Regions from separate parts of the Mus musculus genome. Here region 2 is linked to region 1. Evidence: chromatin contacts called from ENCODE Hi-C or POLR2A ChIA-PET data. All regions are on one chromosome and are shown on one strand. The core of a region is the stretch at or near the end of the contact, and the rest is flanking DNA. Distances in the headings are between cores, read along the strand shown.

What was found. A loop is a pair of places that touch in the nucleus more often than their neighbours do. ChIA-PET counts read pairs that join two places held with the same protein, here RNA polymerase II (POLR2A).
Region 2: a map of heart shows a loop between it and region 1 (2.0-fold over the local background). The contact joins the enhancer-like site here to the promoter of Anks1 in region 1. A Hi-C loop is called at or near these places in 3 of 37 maps with a recorded cell type or tissue (adrenal gland and heart). POLR2A ChIA-PET finds 5 or more read pairs at or near these places in 3 of 5 experiments (Patski and embryonic stem cell).

The regions. Positions count from the first base shown.
Region 1 is chr17:27,907,020-27,910,718 of GRCm38, forward strand. Anks1 (ankyrin repeat and SAM domain containing 1) reads left to right here and starts at 2,287. Exons shown (of 25, transcript NM_181413.4): 1 at 2,287-2,627. The coding sequence starts at 2,443. Taf11 (TATA-box binding protein associated factor 11) reads right to left here and starts at 725. Exons shown (of 5, transcript NM_001379368.1): 1 at 482-725. The coding sequence starts at 652.
Region 2 is chr17:27,944,334-27,947,833 of GRCm38, forward strand. All of the region lies in intron 1 of Anks1 (ankyrin repeat and SAM domain containing 1), which reads left to right. Among named protein-coding and RNA genes, the nearest start is that of Anks1, 37 kb to the left of the region's middle. Within about 2 kb of position 1,566, at least 2 of the 3 ENCODE cell types and tissues checked have a DNase peak (open chromatin) inside an H3K27ac peak, as active enhancers do; they include heart, where a contact is called at or near this core.

The DNA.
Region 1 (3,699 bases), core at 1,037-3,536:
AGAAGGAGGAGGAGAAAGAAGAAGGAGGAGGAGGAGAAGAAAGAAAGAGAGGGAGAGAGAGAAAGAGAGAAAGGAAGGAAGGAATTCATATTTAAACTCATACAGAAATATGGAGAGGGGGAGAGAAGGCATTATCTATCTGACAGCCTTTCTAACTTACTTTCCACTATTGATCTACGCGTGTTTCTAACCTTTGTGCTTCAGATTTTCAAATTTATTTGTCCTTAACCATTTTCTCCTCGTCTTTTATCTTCTTGTCTCCTCCACCTTCCTCCTCAGCCTTCCCCCAAAAGGAGCTGGAGTACAAGCAGGCCTGAATAGGGCTCTAACAGCACCTACACCTTCCCGTTCCCTCTCCTGCCCCTCAAGGTTGCAGACTCACAAACAGTCGTGGGGGAATTCTAGTTCCCTGGCTTTGGAAGAAAGCAGTCAGGAGCGCACCCGGGTAGTCCTGCAGCGTTATCCACCAACTTCCACCTACCTCGCTTTCCTCCGCCGCGGCTTCTTTCAAGTCCGCGTCTCCATCCCTGTCGGTTTCCTCCGGGATTCCCTCAGTGTCGGCTGCCACCAAAGCCCCAGGAGTAGCCCTCGTCTCCTCTGACTCCCCTGGCTCCCCGCCTTTGTCTGTGGGCGACTCCCCGAGGTTGTCCATCGCGAGAGCAGGGGGTCAGAGGCGATGGCAGCACCGCCGGGAGAAGGAGCTGTGGAGCGGAGCTGGAGCTGAGGGCTCGTCGTCGCGCCGCGATGACGTCACGCCCACGGATCCTGGGAGGGGTCACTTCCAGAAGCGCGTTGGTTGCCCAGGGGATTCATATAAACGGAATTTGTTTTAATGTGAAAGAAATGTAGAAGTCTAGATCCTCCGCTTCAGGGCAGAAGCGTTTTTGAAAGAGCGTAATTCGTTTCCCGAGAGACTTCTTTTTCCTTCTTTTTCTTCTCCTTCCTGGGAATGTAATGCCAATTAACCCTTCTTTAACTTTACTCCTTCAGCCCAAAGTCGGGGAACAGGGAGAGAACTCGGTCCCGCTGCTTGTTGTTGCCGTGGACTGAGCAGCTTCCGGCAGCGACCTAACCTCGGATTTCCCAAAGAACTAAGACCACCGGCTTGTGTCCACCAGGGAAGTTTCCCTTCTGTTTCGCAAGCATCTCTAACGCCAACAGAAAGTATCCAATGGTTTCATTTAACACTTCAAATATTGGCCACCTGCCTCGCGTCAGAACAGGCTAGTGTTGTGAGGGAAAAACAGAAAAAAAAAAAAAAGTCATCCTTTCCCAATTACATTTCCCTCCTTAGTCCACCAATATTAAAAATTGGAAATGGTTCCCCAAATCTGACTTTTAAAATGTCTCTCATGACAACTAAGAGAAAGAAGGTCTCTTCTGACTTTTTCTGAAGAGTTAGTAGGATGGAGTGCGAGGATAGTGTCTGTTAAGAGTTCTTACATTTTTTTTTCATGTGTATGGGTGTTTTGCATGTAAGTCTGAGCTCCACATGCGTTCGTGGTACCCTGGGAGGCCAGCAAAAGGTGTTACATCCGCTGGAGCTGGAGTTACAGACTGCTGTGAGGCGCCACAAGTGATGGGAATCAAACCTAGATTCTCTGGCAGAGCAACCAGTGCTCTTAACAGGGAACCACCTCTCCAGCCACCCCCGTACTCCCTCCCCCCCCCCCACCTTTTTTTTTCTGGAGAGAGGGTCTCACTATGTAGCCTTGGCTAGCCCGTAACTTGCTTTGTAGATCAGGCTGACCTTAAACTCACAGCGATGCAGCCAGCGGCTTCTGCTTCTCGACTGCTGGGACAAATGGCAGTTGCCACAATGCCAGTCTAACTGCAGAAGTAAAACTCTCAGGTCTTCCCTCCAGGAGGCACCAGAGGGAGGGATTTTTCAAGTCTGGTTCTAGATCTCCGCGCCTATCCCGTATTGAATCTATGCGTTTTGAATGGAGTTGAAAACAGAGGTACGCGTTACCCCCTTTTCTTTTGTTTCTACGGTGCCAGGAACAATGACCGCATTTCCAGTGCCATGAGGTCCCAAACCTTTGGGAAGGCGAGCAGTTCGGGAAGCTCCTGCAGGCGTGCCGCCTCCGATCTCCGCCACCTGGCGAATGGGCGGGTCCGCTAGGCGTAGACCGCGCCTGCGCCAGGCTCGGCTCCGCACACCGAGGCTCCCCTCCGCCAAGCGGGCTCACCTGCACGGCGGCGCCGAGCCCCGCCCACTAGGTGGGCAAGGGGGCGGGGCGCGGGGGCGCGGTGACGCGTGACGCCGGATCCCGGAAGTGACGCGCCGCCAGGGAGTGGGGGAGGCCGAGGAGGCGGGGGGAGAGGGGGTGGCGTCCCCGGCCGGTTTGAGGGGTGCGTTGCCCGGAGACGGAAAGTTTCGGAGCCGGAGCAGGCTCTGCAAGGCTCCGGGTTGAGGTCCGAGGGGTGGCGGTCCTGGGGATGGGGAAGGAGCAGGAGCTGCTGGAGGCGGCCCGCACCGGGCACCTCCCGGCCGTGGAGAAGCTGCTGTCCGGGAAGCGGCTCTCCTCCGGCTTCGGCGGCGGCGGCGGCGGCTCAGGCAGCGGCGGCGGCTCCGGGGGCGGCGGCCTCGGTTCTTCTAGCCACCCGCTCTCCAGTCTGCTGAGGTGAGTGCGCGCGCCGGGGCTCGCAGCCTGGACTGCGAGGGCTCCCCCGAGAGGTCACGGTTCCTGGGGCGCGCGCGGCGCAGGCCGGGCTCTCGTGTCTGGCGTCGCCGCTGCGGAGAATGGGGGGAGTGCCCAGGTGGCAGCCCGCGCCGCATGGCACAGCTCGGCGTCACCCTCGCCCGCCGTGAGGTGCCAGCTGTCGCTTCTCACAAAAGCCGCTTCAGAGCAGACCGAATTCGCGGAATCCCTCTCACATCCTGCAGGGACTCCCACGCCGTGCAGAGCCTCGCGACTCCCCTAGAGCACATTCTCGGCTTCCTTCCCCAACGAGCTTAGAACGTTCCACCGGGCTGTGCGGAACCCGGCTTTTGTTTGTTTTTAAAATTGCTTCTGCATTGATCACGCACGAGGTGTTCAGACTTTGAGCCCCTCTTGCGCCTGAAGCTCAGTTTGTCGTTGTCACTTTGGCTGGGTTCGTCCAAGTGGCATCTGCTCATTTCCCCCCTGAGACTTAATCGGAAAGAAACCAAGGCTTGCTCAGGGAGCTGAGGTGCGTTCAACTTTCTGAGATCTTTTAGACACTTGAATCCCGGGCTGCAAGGCTTCGGGAGGGAGGGGTCACTCTTTGTAGCTTACAAGAGGGAGGGAGGATTAGAATGCTCTGTCAGAGTGCATAAAATGTGTTGGTTCAGCAATGCTTTCTTAGCTGTTTTCTTTTCCTTCCTTGTTTTGAGGCTTTTGAGAAGTGGAAGTTCATTTAGAAGTGGTTTTCTTAGCTTCTGTTCCTTATAGGTTCATGCACTTTCAGTTTGAGTGAGTTTGGAGAGCTTGGACCCAGGAAGCCCACCGCTTTAATAAACAGTTATTCAGTACTGAGTCTCAACCCATATTTTTTTTTTTTCAGGAAGATTTTAAAAAGCACGATCCTTTGGGGGAAGAAAACCCCAATTCTGTTGGCTGCACCCAGTGTCTTGAACAATACTGGCTTATAGGTGGTACTCAAGATTTGTTGAATAGATTTGTTGAAAATTACTGATTGTAGAATGATCTCTGTGTGCGTGTGCATGCATGC
Region 2 (3,500 bases), core at 316-2,815, 37 kb after region 1:
CCTGCCTCTGCCTCACAAGTGCTGGGATTAAAGGCGTGCACCACCACCTCGGGCTACTTTAGCTGTTTAAAATGGGTATATATTATTTTCCTTCAAAGGTGAACTCTTTTTTTTTTTAAAGATTTATTTATTTATTATATGTAAGTACACTGCAGCTGTCTTCAGATACTCCTGAAGAGGGTGTCAGATCTCATTAGAGGTGGTTGTGAGCCACCATGTGGTTGCTGGGATTTGAACTCAGAACCAGTGCTCTTACCCGATGAGCCATCTTGCCAGCCCCCAAAGGTGAACTCTTTTTTTTTTTTTTTCTTTTTTCCTTTTTTTTTTTTTTTTTTTTTTTTTTTCGAGACAGGGTGGGTTTCTCTGTATAGATCTTGGCTGTCCTGGAACTCTGTAGACCAGGCTGGCCTCGAACTCAGAAATCCGCCTGCCTCTGCCTCTGCCTCCCAAGTGCTGGGATTAAAGGCGGCTAAAGGTGAACTCTTAACTGTGTTCTTCAGGATAACCATAAACTTTTCAGCTCAGAAATCCTCCTGCCTCAGTCTCTGGCATAACTTGGAGGAACTACTAAGTGGCTATATACAGTGATTTTAAAAAACAAAACTGTTTACTTCATAGGTAACAATATCAAACATCTCTCTTCACGGGTTTATCAGCCATTTGTGTAACTTCTTTGGAAGGTAAATGTCTTTTCAAAGCCCTTGGCTGTATTGGAATTGGTCTGCTTTTGAATTAGAGTCATAATGAGTGCGCTCTCTTCGAAAGTTTCGTTTGAGAGTCCAAAACTCCACTCATGTCATTGGCCACTCTATCGCTGCTTTTGTAGACTAAACATTTCTGTCTAAGAAGTTTTGAGATCAGCAATCTGCAGTGGAAGCATAAAATGATGTGGCCTTCAGGCTGCCAGAGGGTCCTGCGTGTGGGAGGGGAGGTAGCCGCAGGGTCTGTGCACGGCAGAACCACACAGCCTTCCTCTAGACACTTGAAATCTTTGGATTGTCGGATTTCTTCCAGTTCTTTTGTGACTTTGATTGACATTTTCCAAAAGGCTTGTCAAGGCTGGTGTCTTTGAAAAGATGCTGAAAGATTGGATTAATTTAATGTGATTTTAAATTATTTTCAGGCTAGGGGTGTGGCTTGGTTGTAGAGCACTTGCCTAGCATGCATGGACACCTCCACGTTCAGTCCCCAGCCCTGAAACAACCAAACGCCCGTCATGTTTGTTTTGAGTGTTATGGTTTTCTTCCCAGAGGGTGGCAGAAGCTTAGTTTTAGGGCTGTCATTCTGAGGACTGTGGCCTTAGACTGGGCTGCCAAGGCTGCAGGAGACTCACTAGAGAAAGGAAGAGTCTGTACGCAGATGACTGGCCGTGTCAGAGAGCTGAAAGCCCTTTCTTCTGTATGCCTCTCATAAAAGGGACCCTTTGCAGAGAGCCGAGGAGGATGCAGGCCATCACTTCGTTCCCAGGACACACATGGACTAGGTGAAAGTGGCTTTTCTTTCTGCAGGTCTGCTGAGCTTTGCCTTGGCTTCTCTCCAGACCCCTGCCTGGTTACCGTCTGGTTTCTCAATGGCAGTGGCATGGAGCTCAGGACTCTGGCCTACATCTCTTCCCCTGAACCCTTTGCAAGAATAAAATCCTTGAGAGTGTTGCCTCCTACCTAGTACTAGAAACTGGGCCTCATGACCAGCTGGCTCTGCTCCAAGCTGCCCTTGCTCCTACACATGTGAAACCTGTTTGTTTTGGCCAAGACTCTTAAAGAAAATACCTTCCACACACATCCCCCCTATAACAGCCCTGCCTTGTTCTCCTCCTCTCACCCCACCCAGCCTGCCTTTCTTCTGCCCCTCCCCAGGTCCTTCTAGATGGTTGCTCAGATCTCTTCCTGCCCCAATGCCTGTCCCTCTGCAAGCAGTGGTCATGAGAGGCCATTCCTGGTCAGTCTAGTAGAAGAAAATCCTCTGGACTTTTCTCAGTTATACACACTTGAAGGTTGTTGGACTGCATTTTTTCACTCTGTGTGTGTGTGTGTGTGTGTGTGTGTGTGTGTGCGCGCGCGTGTGTGCTCTCACACGCACATGTACGTGCAAGCACTGGTCTGAATGACCTGTGCCCTCATCCCTGTGTTCCATTTCTCAGTGTCTTTAGCTTTCACATCAGAAGCTGATTGCCTTGATGCCAGCTTGCATCAAAAACTGCTTGGGGGGGGGGGAGGGGGAGTTCATGCTTTCAGACTTGTTGATGTCGTCAGACACTTTGGTCACTTGCAGTGACTGAGAGAAGCTGAGGACTGGGACAGCATGCAATATCTGTGCTCCTGTTTCTCTAGCCTTGGTTCTTGCTGCTTTTAAACTCAAAGGCACAAACATCTGCTGTTACTGCCTGCCATTAAAAGGCCCAGTGGGACCAGGCATGGTGGTGCACGCCTTTACTCTCAGCACTCAGAAGGCAGATGAATCTCTGAGTTGGAGGCCAGCCTGGTCTACAGATCAAGTTCTGGGACAGCTAGGGCTACACAGAGAAACCCTGTCTTGAGAAACAAAAGCAAGCAAGCAACAGCAAAGGCCCAGTGGGTAGCATATGGCCATCCACTTCTTAGTTAGTTTTAAATTTTATTTCATTTTATATTTATTTCGAGACAGGCTTTCTCTGTGCAGCCCTGGCTGTCCTGGAACTTGCTTAATAGACCAGGCTGGCCTCCAGCTCACAGAGATCTACTTGCCTCTGCCTCCTGAGTGCTGGGATTTAAGGTGTGTACCACTATGCCCAGCAGACATCTGCTTTATAACATTTTACATTTTGGGCTGGAGGTGCAGCTCAGTAGTCAAGTTTGTGTTGCTTGCTCTAGACCCTGGGTCTGATCCCCAAGAATGGGCAGAGGAGAGAGGTTCATTAGTAATTGCTATGTCTGGCCACTGGGTGCTCAGCACACCCTTGAAAGAAAGGGGTTGGTGTATTTATTTCCTGAGTGGAACTACCGCTCTAGAGCAGTGGTGACTGCATCTCTCCTGTCTGGCCAGTGGGGCTGCTAAGGGAGGCTCAGGGATTTCTTTTCATGCTGGCAACCCCTGGTCTGTAGTGTTTGCTGAAGGAGGATGCAGGCAGACCAGCTCGCCTCTCCTATAGAGTGAGTCAGGCCAGGGCCAGGGACTGTAAGGTGCTGTCCTGCCTGTCTTCTCAGGGCTTTGGTCCTAGGCCAGGGCTGCCAAGGGGCAGCTGAAAGCAGCCAGGATTCAGACTAAGGTCATTCTCCTCGCGTGTTCTGCACCCCTGTATATATGTATTTGTGTGTGCTCATGTGATTCGTGTGTGTGTGTGTGTGTGTTTGTGCTTGTGTCTTCCTTTATTGGCCTCCATCTGATCCCCAACCCCCACCCTCCCTACCCCCAGCTAAGGACCCAGGGCCTTGTACTTGGTAGGCAAGCACTGTATCACTGAGCTAAATTCCCAACCCATCCATCTTTTTTTCTGACATGCTTTCGGTGAATGTGGGGCTCAC